Linked DNA regions of Homo sapiens: region 2 is linked to region 1. Evidence: chromatin loops called from intact Hi-C (ENCODE). Cell type or tissue: PC-9. All regions are shown on one strand. Links, peaks and the distances in the headings refer to the core of each region. The heading gives the core; the rest is flanking DNA.

Evidence for each region. Hi-C counts contacts between places; a loop is a spot of excess contacts. Peaks named below come from ENCODE experiments on the same cell type or tissue, not always from the same donor. Only the 100,000 strongest peaks of a DNase experiment are listed, where the experiment ranks them.
Region 2: it touches region 1 in a loop (6-fold over the local background); 18 of 110 quality-filtered maps call a loop at or near these places.

Annotation. Positions count from the first base shown.
Region 1 is chr15:60,440,109-60,448,108 of GRCh38, forward strand. It overlaps ICE2 (interactor of little elongation complex ELL subunit 2), which reads right to left. Exons shown (of 16, transcript NM_024611.6): 11 at 7,862-8,000; 12 at 2,308-2,437. Among named protein-coding and RNA genes, the nearest start is that of ICE2, 35 kb to the right of the region's middle. In PC-9, for the core only: a CTCF peak has its summit at 4,276 (motif pointing left); no DNase peak of the experiment used is centred there.
Region 2 is chr15:60,386,691-60,397,266 of GRCh38, forward strand. All of the region lies in intron 1 of ANXA2 (annexin A2), which reads right to left. It also overlaps the pseudogene RPL36AP44. Among named protein-coding and RNA genes, the nearest start is that of ANXA2, 6.0 kb to the right of the region's middle. RefSeq lists enhancers at 4,310-4,901, 6,049-7,248, 9,642-10,233, 10,234-10,576, 10,319-10,368 and 2 more. In PC-9, for the core only: no CTCF peak of the experiment used is centred there; DNase peaks (open chromatin) are centred at 4,641, 6,091 and 6,541; H3K4me3 peaks cover 4,334 bases; H3K27ac peaks cover 6,511 bases.

The DNA of each region.
Region 1 (8,000 bases), core at 1-8,000:
TCAATGGGTACACAATAAACAATTATAAACAGACTTTGAAAGAAGTGACATGACTGGTCACTGATCATGATTTGCCTGTTACTTATGTAGTGATCTGTGGACTGAAGAGCCAGCAGTGAAGCTTATACTTTATACAATTACTCACTGTTAATACACGGTCATAACTAAAACTTGTGCTTATTGAAACTGTGTGCTAAGTGAGGACTGCCTATATATCAACTATATAGAATTGATAAATATTATAGGGTTGGAGGGTGAATACGGAAGTTGCAATGAGACTATGTGGGAAACTGTCTTAAAGGAGTAAATCTTCAAGTTTTTATGGGGAAAAGATAAAAAGAGTACTGCAACTAGGGAAAGTGGGGAACATGTTTATAGCAAAGCAGAGCAAACAAACAAATCACAAGTGTGTTGATTCTACTGAAAAAAGAGACTATAAGCTATAGAATTGATTCTCAAAGTGTGGTCCCTAAACTAGCAGCATCAGTACGACCTGAGAAAGTCTTAGGTCCCAATACAGACCTAGTGAATCAGACACTCCAGGGTGGGGCCAGCAATCTCCACTTTTAAAAGCACTTCAAGTGATTTTCTTGAACATCTTCCTTAAATTAAAAGAGTATTATAACATTTTTAAAAACTCAAAAACTCAGATGTTATCCCCCCATACCTACACCCCACCAAAAAACCCCGAACAAACCAAAATCCCACAACCATACAATATATGCTTTTCACCAAACACTTGTCACAGAAGCCAAAAATACTATCCCAGTACAATGAAATGAAAGGCTCACAAGAGGATAGGATTCACAGAGAATAATCAGCAGTTAGGATTACTTAGGATTTTACAAAATAATTAAAATGAAGTAATCCATACAGTTGATGTTGAACTGTACATTTAAAAACTGAAACCTTAATTTTTTTTTTTGTCATGAATCTCCATTCTCTGTCAGTACTTTAAACAAAATTTCACTCGTAAGTTTTTAACTGGGCCTTTTCTAAAATGGATGTGGCTGGCAAATTGCATTCAAGTAGCTAATGTTGAGATTGTTGGTGTGAGGTCTTTGGAGGAACATTGAAATTTTGGTTACAGAATGAAAATTACTACAAAAACTTCGAGTATGTGTATGAAGGAGGAGGAGGCAGGCAGTACATCACCAATTAGTGCATTTAGCTACTTCCTTTTTTGAGTTAAGCAGAAAGAATCAATTATCTACTTAATACTCTCATAAAACATGAAAACAAAATACTGATTAACCAAAACAGGAAAAAACATTTTAAGTGAATAACCTTTCTTTGATTAAGAAACACACCCTCATAGGATTTATTACATACAAGCAATCAAGCTATGCAGTATAACACAAAATTTTATTAGACTCAACACAGAATTTTATCAGACTCTGACCTTAAGCTGTTTATTGTCTAACAGGAAGAAGGGATAGGTGTTAAGAGAGAATAAAGTACAAAGTAACAAGTCAGAGAAGTAAAAGACTGCACTAAGAGATCAAAGAAAGCAAAAGACTACACAGAGGAGCAGTCTGAGATGATTAGAAAGGATTGAGATTTATGGGATGCATTGAGATGTTCGATATTGGACATTCCAGTGGGAGGAAATACTACCAATAATGACTAGCAAGTAATCTATTATGTGAGGATGTTAACTGTACATGAAATGAGCCAATGCAAATTGAACTTCAGCCTAATCCCCATACCCCAGCAGAACAACAAAAACAAAGGAAAAAGTCATTTCATCAAAATATTTGAGGTTTTAAAAGTAGTGTCATTATAAGAAAATTTCAAAATAAATATATAGGTCAATAAATAGTTAACCAATTAAACAGTACTCTAAGAAGCTAGAAAACAAATGTGTATTTTTGATTATACTATTAAATAAGTGTTTCTAAAATAGGTCAGCATGGTAGGTCATCCCTGTAATACCAGAGCTTTTGGAGGCTAAGGTAGGAGGATTGCTTGAGGCTAGAAGTTCAAGACCAGTCTGGCAATATAATGAGACCCCATCTCAAGAAAAAACAAAAAATTAGCTGGGCATGGTAGCACATGCCTGCAGCCCCAGCTACTTGGAAGGCTGCAGTGGGAGGATCACTTGAGGCCAGGAGTTTGAGGTTACAGTGAGCTATGATCACATGACTATACTCCAGCCTGGGCAACAGAATGAGACCCTAAAACTAATAAATACATAAATAAAAACGAAAGTAAAAAAGGGCAGAATAGAAGTATTCACAATTGAATTTACAAGTATGTAATTACAAGAAAATTAAAAAGGAGAATAAAGACTTTTGTATAACTTACCAACATAAAATGAGCTGTTGGAATGCAATAAACTTTCAGTCCATAAGCGACAAAGTTCACTTTCAGTCAGAGCTTCAACTCCATAACAAGCTTGATACTCTACTTTTGGTAGTACATAAACTGGAAATTGCTGCAATGCAAAATTATACTTTTTCAAAGCTCTATTAATTTACTATTAATAGCAAATACATTTGCCTATACAGCTTTGCCACTTTCAAAATGCTTTCAGGTAATCTTATTTCATCCTTTCAATTACAGCAGGATTCACACTGTAAGATGGATACATTCAGGCCTGATGAATAGAAGAATGTTTGGTGCCAAAAGGTGGATGGATGAAAGAGATCTCTCCTCACCATTCCCATTTGTGACCAAAATCAACATACCTCCCCACATAGGCAAGGTTTGATTTTGGTCAGGGAATGTGACTGACAGCAGACTCCTTGCAACAAAGCCTATCATACATAGTTGCCCAAAGGCTCAAAGCCAGATGCTGGGAAGCACTGACTTTTTTATATACTAGTCATTTTCAAGAGGATAAAAAAGGTAGAATTTTTTTCTCCTTTAAAGCATGAGTCACATTGTCTTAGGCTCAAATACTCTGAGCAGCTCGTTTCATTCTACAAATGAAAGAGCACTAATGCCTACATTAACACCTGTTTGTCATTATCTTCAATTTAACGGCTTTATTTCAGACACGAAGTATCTGACAAATTATCCATCCAAATTCACTGGTCAGGACACTACATAAGTAAAATGACTGTACCTATTACTGGCCTAAGGGAGCGTAAGCAAAGAAATACATGTTGTTCACTGTGCTTATGCTATCTCATTATCTTCAAAGAAAACTCTACTCTTAACAGGAGTCTATTTCCAGTTGCAGAAAGAGAAACACATGATTTAAGGTACTTAACTTGAACTTATAAGGCTAATTAGTACTTCTGACATTATACTGTGTCACCATTTACAGATTTGAAAATATTTCATCAGTATTTCTTAATTCTTGATTTTTACAAAGTGGCAAAGAGTGGGCTTGGTACAATGGTGGTGGTAAGAACAATTCAAATCCACTAATATTTTTCTTATCAACAGTAAGTGCTGTTTCATGTGATTTGCCCTTGAACTACGTGCATGTGAGAAATCTGGTGATCTTGTTAAAATGTAGAATCTGGGGTGGAGCCCAAGATTTTACATTAATAACAAGCTATTGTTCCAGGGACCATACTTTCAGTAGGTAAGGCCTCCAGTGTGTCTTCTCAATTAAAAACAAAATTAAATGTGATTAGGATTTTACCAATAAAGCATTTTACTATGTAATTTTGCAAATGGTTATCTGCATATGATTTAGTCTCTCATAACTTCAGAGCAAATAGGAGGTCGAGATAAAGAAATTTGCTCAGGCTGGGTGCAGTGGCTCATGCCTATAATCCCAGCATTTTGGGAGGCTGAGGTGGGAAGATTACTTAAGGCCAGGAGTTCAGGATTAGCCTGGATGAAACAGCAAGACCCTGCCTCTACAAAAAATTAAAAAAAAAAAAAATTAGCTGGGCATGGGGCACATGCTTACAGTTCTAGTTACTCAGGAGGCTGAGGTGGGAGGATCACTTGAGCCCAGAAGTTCAAGGAAGCAGTAAGCTATGATCGTGCTACTGCACTCCTGCCTGGGCAACACAGCAAGACTCTTGTCTCTTTTAAAAAAAGAATGAATGAAATTTGCTCAAGGACACATAGCTAGTTTACAGCAGAACTGAAAAAAGTTGACTGAGAAAAAGGATCACATTTCTGGATTAGAAATGGGTAAGAGTTAATTCCATATATTTAAAAAAAATTTTAAATATGTATTATTTCTAAAAAGCAAATACTTTGGGAGATTTTCTTTGATAAAACTACTCTATCTATAAAACCAAGTCCTAAAACCAGTTTAATTTCTGTATGTATTCTACTGCCATCTCCAGGAAGCCAGGGGAAAAAAAAGGCCTGAACATTTCATCTTTCCTTAGTATCCCAAAATTGAAGTAAAAATTTAAGGATAATCAAAATTTTCATACTATAAAGTTTACTATTTTTTTCCCTTGATAAATGGCTCCCCAAGTAAAAGCTTTTCTTGGTTCTGTTCCAATTTTTCACATAAAGCACTTAGGATACTTGGTTCATTGAGACAGACAGTAATAGATATTATGAAATCATCCAAAGTTCCTGGGTATGGATTTCATAATCATGTATTGAACTCAGTAAATTCTGTTTTATATCTTGTGGTCCAAATTAGCCTCTTTATTATTATTTTTTTTTGAGATGGAATTTCACTCTTGTTGTCTAGGCTGGAGTACAATGACGCAATCTCAGCTCACTGCAACTTCCACCTCCTGGGTTCAAGCGATTCTCCTGCCTCAGCCTCCCGAGCAGCCAGGTTTATATGTGCACCACCACGCCTAGCTAAGTTTTGTATTTTTTTAGTAGAGATGGGGTTTCACCACGTGGGCCAGGCTGGTCTCGAACTCCTGAGCTCAGCTGATCTACCTGCCTTGGCCTCCAAAAGAGTTGGGATTACAGGCGTGAGCCACCGTGCCTGGCCTAGCCTCTTTATTTTATCCCATCACTTGAGACTGGCTGATGTTTTAGGTTCTCCTTTAAAGTGCAACTCTTATTAAGCAGAGTTTTGGTAAGGAAACATAAATGATACTGGAAACTAAAATGACAACTAAAATAATTGAAGAACTGAGGAAAAATAAAGAAGAGATGAGGTTCTTGGACAGCAGAGGTTGAAGACACTTCTAAGTATTTCAAAGCTCTATCTAAGCAAGTTGGTTTTTAGGTAGGAAATACTAATGGGGGATGTAATTTTGCTGAATTAGTTTAAATAGTACCACTTACAACATTTTCAAATTGGTGCCTCAACCTCCCTAAAGTTCCCTTAGTCAACAATATCACCCCCTCACCATTTTCCTCATTTACTCGGTGCCGATTTACTGAATTTCCAGAGGATAAAATATTTTGGACAAACAGAGATGAATAGGACATAATTCCAAGGGGCATACATTTTACTAAGAGATTTAAACCATAAACTACTACATATAATAACGGGGGCAATGTAAGCATTCACTGAAAATTTTAAAATTTTATTCTGAGTTTGACACAATCAGAAATATAAGCCTTCTATTTAGACAGTCTTTAGGGTGTGACTATTTTGACATATTTTGATGAAGAATGAATTTTCTTCTATAAGGTTATGTCTTGAAATTTACAAATTTCACCTTAGTCAAGTGAATTACAATGTCCTTACCAAGCTGTCTTGTTCAAGAATTAAACTGGTATCCAAAATTTCCCTAGGCTATTCTTACTTAAGAGATACCGGCCATCAACAATTTCTAAGTGCTGTAAGCTGAAAAAGAAATACAAAGTGGTATGGGTTCACAGAGTAGGAAGTTAAAGAAATGAGGTTAGCCTCAAAATAAATCAGAGAGATAGCAAGAATCAAAGAAATAAAACCTTGAAAATACAATCTATAGGACTGATACTATATGTATTCATGATGTTCAAGCTTATGGTTATTAAGTTTATTAGTTAACACAGATGAGGCAGGAAAAATTAGCAAATAAAGTCAAATCTTTTAATTCACAGGATGTTATAGCATTTATCTAGGAGGAGACTATCAAACCTACAGAATTTTGTCATTCCTTGAGTTTCTCTTGTAAAGAGCACTAAAACCAAACAGTTTTCAATTAAAGCCATTTGGTTTCTAAAATTTCAAGTTTGAATCAATGATAAAAACTAAATTATGTGAATTAGAAGTTTAAGAATTTAGGACTTTATAATCTTCGTTCTATTTAACAAAAGATAAAAACATTATCAAGCACAAGTTCCACCAAGTCCACTGGATTTGGGTGGACAAAGTGTACATCCTGGATCTGGATGGGTTGGCCTTAGTTTATCATAGTAGTCAAACCCTCATGCCGCTGTTATTAGCAATGTGGAAAAGTTGGCACTTTTTAAAAATTTTTTTTGAGATAGAGTCTCACTCTGTTGCCCAGGCTGGAGTGCAGTGGTGCGATCTCGGCTCACTGCAAGCTCCGCCTCCCAGGTTCACGCCATTCTCCAGCCTCAGCCTCCCACGTAGCTGGGACTACAGGCGCCTGCCACCATACCCGGCTAATTTTTTGTATTCTTAGTAGAGAGGGGGTTTCACTATGTTAGCCAGGATGGTCTCAATCTCCTGACCTCGTGATCTGCCCACCTCGGCCTCCCAAAGTGCTGGGATTACAGGTGTGAGGCATCACACCTGGCCCAGTTATTCTTTAATATGATACAGTAGTCAGGAAGTCCTCCACAATGATCAATAGTAGAACATCACTAGTCTGGATTCACCTGATCCCTACCTCAAAACACAGACATTCAAAGTGGTCAGTGATGATTCTTATTGGGCAGTGGGTTAGATAACAAGAGACAGAGACACCAAAACTTGTTTTTTTAAATGTGTACTGTGACAAATACATACAACAGAAAAAGTCCTCAAGAAAAATTAAAGGAAACACACTTTAATATTACATACTCAATTATAATATAGAAGATTCCCTTTATTTACCAGAACTCAGTAGTCATACACACAAAAAAATGCAAACTAATCTGAAAGAGAATTTCAAATATGAAAAATTTTTAAAAGAAGTAATTACTCAAATTGCAGCAATACATTTTTTTTCCTGAGGAAAATATTTATATCAAACCCAAAAGAAACAACAGGGGAAAAAAGAAAGGAAGAGATTTGGTCTTCTAACAGTCCTGAAAAGACCTTACATATGTGTGAAAGGCCATCTTTCAAAAGTTCTACTTGGACTTCTAAAGTAAGTCAACAAGAGCCCCAAAGTGAAAAGAACTCGAGTTCACATGTAATAATGGAAATCCAAATTCCCAGAGAAAACAGGTATATATATGCCAATCTAGATGTAATCTATGATGATGCCATTTTTTAAAAAGTTTATAAAGGTGGAGTATCCCTTATCTGAAATGCTTGGGACCAGAAGTGTTTCAGATTTTGGATTTTTTTCTGGATTTTCGAATATTTACATATACATAATGAGATATCTTGGGGACAGGACTCAAGTCTAAACACAAAACCCTTTTATGTTTCATATCCACCATATACATAGAGCCTGAGAGTAATTTTATACAATATTTTATATACTTTTACACATGAAACAAAGTTTTGACTGGAGTTTGGCCTGTGACCCATCATACGAGGTCATGTGTGGAATTTTCCACTTGTGATACCATGCCGGAGCTTAAAAGTTTTCAAACTTTGGAGCATTTTGAATTTTGGATTAGGGCTGCTCAATCTGTATATTCCAAGCATGAATGTTACCGGCATTTATGGCTACTATATACAAACACTTTCCCTTATTAAAATCGATCTCAGCATTTTAGTAAAAACAAAAAACAAAAAACAAAACTCAACCTGAAGATACTACTATGAGTGCTCAACAATTTAAACTTCACAGTAATGGCATGTTAAGTATCTATTGATTATTTATGTGATCATATTCTAACTCCGCAAATAACAACTTACTCTTCTGATTTTCTTCCGTTTTTTAGAACGTGGTCTTGTCTCTATCCTCTGGACACTGCAGCGTACGAGTAACAACAGGTCTTGCAGGCTAAATAACTTATAAACAAAATTTCCTTCCTGAGGAGCTAGGTATTCCGAT
Region 2 (10,576 bases), core at 1,927-9,926, 51 kb before region 1:
TTTAAGATTTGAAATGGTTGAAATGAAGTCATCTTCCAGTTAATATACTTAATGGGGCAGCAAAACAATAGCCTGATGAATTGGCTTTCCACCTTTGCAATCATACAGTTCTCGGAATTGATACACCCAATCCCTGCCAATAAGGAGTGCTCAATTGGTGGTAAATTTATCTCAACAGAGACAAGACAGGTCATCAACATAATCACCCCAAGAATAAAGAAAACAGAGTAGAGCTGCGTCCTGAAATAGACAGGAACGACATTTAAATTGCAGTGACTCCTGCTTTGGTCTCTTTTTGCTTAATATTCTTTGATCAAGGAAACTGCACACATGCAAATACAGCTTTCTATTCTCTTCACTTTGTTTAGTCTAAATATTTTCATAAAACTGGTTTGGCGAGAGTATGTGACATAGATATTTGCTAACTTATAGGAACATTTTGGACTAAGCAGATCCCAGGCCTGGTGTGGGAAGAAAGTGGGGAAATGTAAGAGGAGAGGATTCGCCTTTAGTTGTGGTGAAGGATGTATTTTTGCAAGATTCTCATCCTGGGCTCTCCCCCAGACCACTACTCTCTTCTTGATGCTCACAGAAGCTTTTTATGCACAGCGAAAAGTCAGTCAAAGACCTTCCACTTCCCCCACACTCACAACTCTCAGACAGCCTCCCCACCCCAATTTGTCCCACCGTTGGGGTATAATTCTGGTTTGTAAAAAGTATTGCTCTAGAAATAAACTGTGGTACATTCAGACATGGAATATTATTCAGCACTGAAAAGAAATGAGCCATCAAGCCATGAAAAGACACAGAGGAACCTAAATTGCACATTGCTGAGTGAAAGAAGCCAACTGAAAAGGTAATACAGTGTATAGTTCCAACTTCATACCATTCTGGAAAAGGCAAAATTATGGGGACAGCAAAAAGATCAGGGATTCAGGGGAGGGGATTATTAAGGCAATGAAATGATTCTATCTGATATTGTAATGGTGGATGCATCTATGTACAACACCAACAGTGAATGCTAATGTAAACGATGGACTTTGAGTGGTAACGATGTGTCAATGTAGGTTCATCAGTTCTAACAAATGTACCACCCTGATACGGGATGTTGACAGTGGAAGCTATGCGTATGTGGGAACAGGGGAACATGGGCATTCTTTGTATTTTCTATTCAACTTTGCCATGAACCTAAAACTTTCCTAAAAATGAAGACAATCGGCCGGGTGCGGTGGCTCACACCTGTAATCCCAGCACTGTGGGAGGCCGAGGCAGGCAGATCACGAGGTCAGGAGATAGAGACCAGCCTGGCCAACATGGTGAAACCCCATCTCTACTAAAAATACAAAAATTAGCTGGGCGTGGGGGCGGGCGCCTGTAATCCCAACTACTCGGGAGGCTGAGACAGGAGAATAGCTTGAAACCAGAAGGCAGAGGTAGCAGTGAGCCAAGATCACACCACTGCACTCCAGCCTGGGCAACAAGAGCAAAACTCCGTCTCAAAAAAAAAAAAAGACAATTTAGAATAGTCTTGCTCTGTAGCAGAACCGTCCAATACAGTAGCCACCAGCCTCATGTGGCTACAAAGCATCTGAAATGTGGTCAGTTCAAACTGAGATGTGCTATAAGTGTAAAGGACATTCTGAATTTTGAAGACATAGTATGAAAAAATTATATAAAATTTCTCATTTATAATTTCTTTCTTGGTAAAGGCAGGGTCTTGCTATGTTGCCCAGGCTGGTCTCGAACTCCTAGCCTCAAGTGATCCAAGCACTGAGATTACGGGCATAAACCACTGTGTCCAGCCCAATAATTTATATATTGATCATATATTACAATTACAACTATGATATGTTGAATATATCTTATTTCCATTTAATTTCCTTTTTCCTTTTTCCATTTTTTTTCCTTTTTTTTTTAATGTTTCAGTAGAGACAAGGTCCCACTGTGTTGCCCAGGCTGGTCTTGAATTCCTGGGCTCAAGCAATCCCTCCGCCTTAGCCTACCAAAGCACTGAGATTACAGGGGTTAGCCACCACACCTAGACCTTTTTTTTTTTTTTTTTTGTCTGAGACAGGGTTTCTCTCTCTGTTACCCAGGCTGGAGTGCAGTGGTGCAATCATAGCTCACTGCAGCCTTGATCTCCAGGACTCAAGAGATCCTCCTGCCTCAGCCTCCCAAGTAGCTGGGACTACAGGCGTGTGCCACTACACCTGGCTTTTTTTTTTCCAGTAGAGATAATGTCGCGTTACCTTGCCCAGGCTGACAGTCTTCTTGACAGAGCAAGAAATCTCTAACTTCAACATGGACCAAGAAACATTCTAGAGGGTCTCATCAGTATCCCTCAGCCCGAGAATTACCGAAGCAGAGGTGAAACTCCTAGGATGGACATCAAACCACCCAAGCCCTGGCCTTAACTATCACCCCTGGACTCAGTCAGAACTGGACCAGGTCTGCAGCAGGGGATAAACTGTTGTCATCTGCTGTGCAGAATTCTAGTCTCTACCATAAACAGGCAAGAAATAAAAAATGCCAAACGTAAAACAAAAGCAAAACCAGGGAACTAGCAAGTCAGAGTTGCAAACAGAGTTGTTTCCACTTAGAGAGTATAGATTAAATTCCACTTGTTTATGAAATCAGACACCTCACATTGGTTCCGATGTTTAGAAAATCTCAACTAGAGGCACGGTAACTTTTCATTGTGTTGTTCTTTCAAGTTGTCTTTCCAGCTCTGAGCTTTGTAGACTGCTGCCTACCCGTGTCCCACATGGGACTCCCCAGTACTGTGCAGATCAAAGACAATCTGATAGGCTTCTTTACACTCTCCATTCATGTTAATTCTTCTCCCACAGCCACAACACCTTGAGGAGACTGTTAAAAGCCCCACAAATCTTCCTTTCGGTTTCACCATTCATAACTGTGCTGCTCTTTCATCAAATCAGTCCTGCATGCCACCACCAACTAAATCTCCCCATTTAATCTTGTCAAAATCATTTGACATCATTCAAAATCAGTCCTCCAGCAGAGCCCAGCCTTCAAAGATGAGCATCAGAATCCTGTAAACAGTAAACAGTTCCCTCTGTTTACTCCTCAGCTACAGTTGACTAGGGCCAAAATGTGACTTGCCTCTCCGCACTCACCACTACTTCAGTATCTGCTCCAACAGGGTCACCACGACCCCTACTCTACAGAACTCTATCTTGCCTTTCACTGCCAGGGCACTTTTTGATACCACTTCATTCATCCATTCGGCAGAATGTTTTAAGTGCCCTACACGTGCCAAGTATTCAAATGGTGAATGCATAGGTACAATTCAAAGCAGTAGAAAGTATATGGTTGACCTCATCTTCCCTACATAGTCCCAGTCCCCCTACAGATTTCAGATTATCTTTACATAATGCAGGTGCTAAATCAACTTGAAAACAATGAGTTGCTATTTTGCATAACATTTATACTATGTATAACCATTTTGCAGAAAAAAAAAACAAAACACAAACATCACAATAACCACAAAGTCACACTTACCACAAAGCAGTATCTATGAAATTTGACATTATCCCATGCAGGTGCCTTTTGTATCCATATAAATATTTCCTACTTCATGTGAGTTTAATGGCAAACATTTTCACCCTAGAAATAAAATATGGCCACTTTCCTCCCATGCCGATAGCATTCCGGAAAACATGGTGAACATTCCTAAAACCCACTGGGCTTTCTGTAAGAAGTGTGGCAAGCACCAACCCCACAAAACGGCACAATACCAGGACTCCCTGTATGCCCAGGGAAAGCGGCGTTATGACAAGAAGCAGAGTGACTATGGTGGGTAGACTAAGGCAATTTTCTGGAAAACGGGTAAAATTACAAAGGAGGTTGTGCTGAGGCTTGAGTGTGCTGACCCCATCTGCAGATCTAAGAAAATGCTGGCTGTTAAGACATGCAAACATTTTCAACTGGGAGGAGATAACAAAAGAAAGGGCCAAGTGATCCAGTTCTAAGCATCATCTTTTGTTTTATTATGAGGACAATAAAATCTTGAGGTTATGTCCAAAAAACAAAACAAAATAAAAAGAAATAAAATACAGTGCTTGCTTCTTCACTCCATCAAATCCCCTAGCAATGCAAAGTCATTTTGCATATGATCTATTATTCGCTGGAAGGAACAGTTGGCTTTGCGATTCACTGTTTGTTAAAACATTAGTTTAATATAGCATATTTGACTAATGAGAATGTGTCAGTGTGCTGCTATCCTTGAAAGCAGGAAAAGGAAGTCTTGGCAGTGCTACTGTAGGTTACAAACACTGGTAATACGCAAGGAATTAATCAACGAACCCATACCAAGCATACGCTGAGCCTGCACTATATTAAAGGATACAAAAGACACTTATAAAACTGTGAAATGCAGACTTCCACCCTGCAGGACCTTTGAGCTCTCTTCCCTTCGTGCCTCTGTGACACACTGAGAGTCTAGTCCAGGGTCACCCAGTGAATTAAGTAGCTGAGGCAGGGCCAAAACCCAGATCCCCAGACTCCTGGGCCAATGCCCTTTCAACCTCACCACAATGGTTCTTTATTCCAAGTGATTAAGACACAGAGAGAAAGATCACAGCCATCAGAGCGGGATTAGTTAAGGGCTTAACAGGGAGGTGCTGTCTGCCTAGGCTGAGAAGGGTGAATCACCATGGGAGGTTCCAGCCAAGAAGCAAGGGGGAAGGCCTGGGGAGAGGGGAAGAGGAATAATGCCCCAGGGTGGCAGAAGAACAAGACTACAGGCTGGAAAATGAGCCACGTCCAGTGGGGTGCCCTGTGGGGAACCTAAAATATAAGTCTCTGAATGGTGCAAAGTTAAGCTTGCCTATGGAAATACTGGGGAACCTATGAGCCAAAATGATTGGGACTCAGTACTCATATTTATCTATTCACCAAAACATTTGCTCTGGAGGCAGAATTTTCTTACTGAAAACAACTACTCTGACTTCAGTGTACTTACTGTTTTGAATGAAAATAAAAAATAAAGCCTACATGCTGTATGAGACAATTTCACCTCTACTCACTCCTCATCACCGTATAAAACTCATAAATCCATTAAAAACAGAACCACTACTCCTTTTCTGGCAGACTTCTCTAAAGAACATGAAAATGGCAGTTTGCACCACTCTTTCCAACACTTCAACCTCACCCAGCTTGCCGACTGGTTTCAACTCTCCAACAAGAAAAAAAAAAAAAAATCAGCAAATTCAATCTGTTGATGAGTACATCTACATACACATCAGTGCCGTGCCTTCCATTCCCAGGGAGGGCAGGGTCACTAGACAACATCATTAAAATGACCCTTTATCAGAGAACGTTTTTCTGTTTAAGGAAATAAACTAGAGGTACAGGGAGACTCACTGATAAGAGCCATACCCACCTCAAACTGGTTTAAAATCATTCACTACTTGGGTAGGAAAACAGGTCACTTGGCCCCACCCTAATGAAAAGAACAGTTTCTTCTGCCTTGAAAAGGCTGATAAATGAGACTGTGAATGCCTGGCTAAAAAAGCTCACAGTGCAAGGCTGATCATTAATGAAATCAGTGCAGTTATTGAGAAACAAGTCATTTACATTTAACATAAGGACTATATTATTTAGGTTGGTGCAAAAATAACTGCCATTACTTTTAATGGCAAAAACCACAATTAACTTTTGTACCAACCTAATAATTTAAGGGTTTGTCCTTATTAAAAAAAAAAAAACTCTATAGATTTTATTGTATTCTATTGCTTCACTACGAAAGTGCAGTTACAAACAAAAAAAGGACAAGTGAAGCAGTTTTAACTTTACTCCCAAAAAGAAGAGTAAAAGTTTACAAAAAGGTTAAAACAAACAAACAAAAGAAAACTTAAAAGTCAACACTTCAAATAGTAAAAACACATTCTACTGAACTAAATTAAGAACCAGTTCCAAAAAGCCCAAATGTTAATCTGAACAAACAAAAACATACTGCAACAGGGCTGGTCTGCACAGGCAAATCTGAGTCTAATCCAGAAGTTTTGTGGACACACCCACTTCACAGTTTAAACGTGGAGTGTTGATGCGTTACCGCAAAACAGATTCTTAGCAACCATGGTGAATCAATCAGGGACTGGTGATTCAAATGAAGATTTTAAAGCAAAAATGGGTAGAGGTGGGAGTGTGGAGAGTTGGGTTCTCCATCAAAGCTCTTACTGTACACAGTCCTGGACACACAGTCTACAGGCCACACTGGAATTTTAAACTAAAAAAAAAAAAAAAAAAAAATGTACTGGGTGAGGAGAGGGGTTCCCACTGTACTCCATCCTCCACCCACCTACTGCATCTTTATTTATCAGAACCTTTTTGAAAGCAGATATTCTTCTCCTTGGTTTTATGGTCTTGATTAATGACTGAGTCACAGGGCCAACTCATTCCCCAGAATTCCTGGAATTCGGCCCAGTGACCTCGATCAAACTGAGCAGGAGGGACACACAGCACTTGCTCCAGCTTGTCTCTTCTGTGGCCTGATCTGAATCAATATTTGTTTGCTCCCTACTGACTTGTTGCAGCTTCATGCTCTCACAGCCTCTCTCTGCTGGTATCCTGATCTGGGGTTGGAGTGGGTGGAAAGAGACCGGCAGGAAGAATGATGTCACTTGGCATGAAGCACTTTCAGGGTTGGGAAATCCAGGCCTTCAAGTCTGCAACTCAATTTCAGTGTTTTATGGCCCACATATTGTATTTTCAACAGGGCCTGGCCGCCTACAGAAAAAAGTCTAATGTCAGCATTCAAGACCTTCCACACTGTGGACTTACCTACCTTTCCTTAAATATCTTCTATACACACACACATGCATACACGCATCCTGCACAGAAGAGTTAACTGGACTGTTAACTCTTCTCCAAACACGCTCAGCACTTTCTAAGTTCCCTCCACCAGGAACCTCAATCTTAATTAGCTGACATCTGAATGAGTCTTTAGGATACAGGAAATCATAAATGCCGCCTTTCTCACACACCCCTCCTTGCCCTGTGCTTCTGCAGCTTTTTGTGTGTCTGTGCAACATTAGAGTTACATGTGTAAAGTCTGTCTTCCGTATTATCCGCCCACAGGGTTTCCAACTTAACTCCCTCCTGTTTCCTCATAGGTCTGAGCACAGTGCCTGGCACACGATAGGCATTCAATTTCATCTTGGGATGGTTTACACACACTGGGTCTTTCTATATTAGAAAGTCTTTTTTTCTTCTTTTCCAACACACTCTCCTTCCTCAATTTTCTCTCTCCCTCAGACTGGACATTTCGAATGCAGTTCCAGTTCCGTGCATTCAGAGTTGGAGGCTTAAATCACCAACTTCTGCAAATCTTAGCAAAGCCCAGCAGGTCGCTTCAGGGCAGCCTCTTATCAACATATAGCCATGCCCCCCACCTCTGTGCTGTCAGGGATACTTGGACCCTAGCTCTGTCCATAGGACCACATGGGAACGTAACCTACAACTCCTAGCAAGAAGGCAGCAAAGAGGCAGGATGTACGAGTGGCCTTAGGACTCTGATTTCCTCTGAGCTGTGAGTGTATAGCCTGGGTGTGGCAGGGAGACAAAGGACATGGACAAAGGGCTCCATAACACAGTCACTCCCTAGAATAAGAAATTTCTACACCACACCTGGGGTAAAACTCAGGCCACTTGGGTGCTACCGACCTGTCCAGTTGAGCTCAGCTGGATTAAAAGCTTCAGGGTGGGCCAGGCATAGTGGCTCACGCCTGTAATCCCAGCAGTTTGGGAAGCCGAGACAGGCGGATCACTTGAGCTCAACAGTTCCAGACCAGCCTGGCCAACATGATGAAACCCTGTCTCTACTAAAAATACAAAGATTAGCCCGGCATGGTGGTAGGCACCTGTAATCCCAGCTACTCGGGAGGGTGAGGCTGGAGAATCACTTGAACCTGGGAGGCGGAGGCTACAGTGAGGAGAGATCGTGCGACTACACTCCAGGCTGGGTGACAGAGCCAGGCTCCATCTCAAAAGAAAAAAAAAAGAAAAAAAAAAACAGCTTCAGGGTGTACCCTAGAAGGGAGATTTGGAAGTCATCTGGTAGAACCACCCAGAAGGACAAATATGGGCATCTCCTGACCCCTACTGCTGACCTGTCCCTGGAGAAAGTAGATGAGGACTGCCTCTGGCAACAGCAGAAGAAAAAAGATACCAGGCAGTGAATGGGTGGAAAGAATTTTTTTGAAGGACTGGAATTTCCTCTGGTGTGGCCTACAACTAGAATAGGGTGTGGCACCAGGGCAAGTGAAGAGGATTCTCATGTGAAAAAAAAGAGGAACATTCCATTTCTATTTAATTCTCACAATTGAATCTGGAAGGCAGCTTAAGACACCATAATTTTAAGCAAAACTTCCCCGAGGTAGGTAAAATGTGAAGTTTAGGTCTGTGGAACAGCTGGATTAAAGGGGAAATGAACTCCCACCAAGTTTAGAAACTAGTATTAATTTGGGAAAATATAAAGTTTAAAATCCAACAATTCACTTATTTTGTCTCTTTTCCTTCTCTCTCCGCCAGATTTAAGGTCTAAAGAGCAGGGATTTTATTTTTGGCGGGGGTCTGTTTTGTTCACTGCTGTATCCCTAGTGCTCATAACTATGAGTGGAACACAGTAGGTAATTAATATTTTGTGGAATAAATGGTTGTTTAAAGCAGCCCACTAGAGCCTGAGACTCCTTTTGTGACAATCCCGCTCTCCTTTAATGAAAAATGTCTCCGCAGGCTCCAGGCTCTGCACAAGCGAAGGGTGAGAACAAAGGCTCCAGACAATGCATTAGTGCCAGATTCTAGGCCCAGTGGTGTAGGAAGAGCCTACAGCCCTCAAAATCAATAGCAATTATAGAAGCACATCTACTTTGCCAGGAAAACTACTTAAATCAGAAATTAGCCAGGAAACTAACGGCCATGACTGCGAGCCTAATGTCAATCAATACCATAGTTTAATAGCTCAAAGACACAAGATGCTAAATATTGAGACTCCAGTGCAAGACTGAGCTCCTAATCAAAGTCAGTGAGTCAGCAATATTTCCTGGGCATTTACCACAGGCAGTCTAGTTGGCACTGCGGGAAATTACAAAATCTAAACGGTCTCCAAATCACAAACCTCCAATTGTAAAAATGCACATACATGTCACATCCTTCCACTGCAGATGCAAGGGACATTTTTGGACAAACCCTTGACCTTTAGATAATCGACAGACTTGGAAGAAGGGAAGAAATTACTAAGCAGGACTGTGTTAACACTCCTGGCCCTTGCCCATCAAGGGCACCTCTGCTGCCCCAGTCTTACCAAAAATCTTCCTTAATATTGCCTGAATATTGCTGCTTTACATTCTATAAATTATAGATCTGTTTAGGTGAACGAGGGTTTTTTATTATTATTATGTATTTATTTTTTGAGACTGGGTCTTGCTATGTTGCTCACATTGGCCTTGGACTCAAGAGATCCACTAGCTTGAGCAGCTGGGACTACAGGCCCACGACCACGCCCAGTATCGTTGTTTTTTAAATAACAAGACTCCTCTCGGTTGCTGAGGCTCTTAGGACCACCAACCATTCCTAACTTAATGAATATCGATTCAATCTGCTAGTCTCTAGCTGGATGCAGGTCCGCCGAAATGGGAAGGAGGAAGGAATGCAGCGTAACTGGACCGGCCTGGATGGCTGTTGTAATGCGTCACGGAAGAGCCAGAAGAGCGTCTCTAAGGAGGTGGAAGGTGGAAAAAAGAAAGTGGAACAGGGGCAAAGACATAATTTTCCAATTAAAATAATTTACTCAGTGTCAACCTTAAAGCTAAAAAAAGTTCCAGAAAAATATTTCAGTGATTTAGTCTTCCTACACACACATTGCCCCTCACTACCCTCCACCTCCCCACCACCAATCCCATAATCAGGCAGTGCATGTTAAAAAGGTCTTTCAGGGCTAGCCTGGGAACGTCAGCACCTTCTGCAACACTGTTTCAGTGGGAAAGTGCATTCTGCATTCCAAGTCACCAAGTTCCAGACAGGCACAGTAGCACACACGTGTGAACAGAATCCATCAGTACAGTCTGGGGCCCAGGCCTTTGCACACCAACAACTTAAGGTTCTTGGTAATGGCCCAGCGTGCACCCATGAGGCCACTGCTCTTTTACACACGCACTCAGAACACCCACAGCTTTAAAACGGCAATCTTACTACAAAAATGACACTTTGCATTTGCACAGCACTTTGTTTTTTGTGTACTTTACACATTTATTACCTAATGACTGTGTTTTTTGAAATCTCCAATAACTCTGGGTGGTGGTAAGAATAGGCATCCTTAAGCCACCTTCCCAGATGAGGAAACTTATCTGTGTTCCCCTCCTTCTTCTCAACAGCCGGCTGATGGAACCCAAGCCCTCCACACCAGCAGTGGGGCCAGCTGCACAGAGCGGCCAGAAGGGAGAGGCCCCGGGGCCACGCCCTTCTCTCTACTCTCAGTTCCTGACTCATTGTCACATCATGGCGAGTAACAGGACAACCCTCCCCACAGAATCATGGGGGACACTACCTTCCTGAG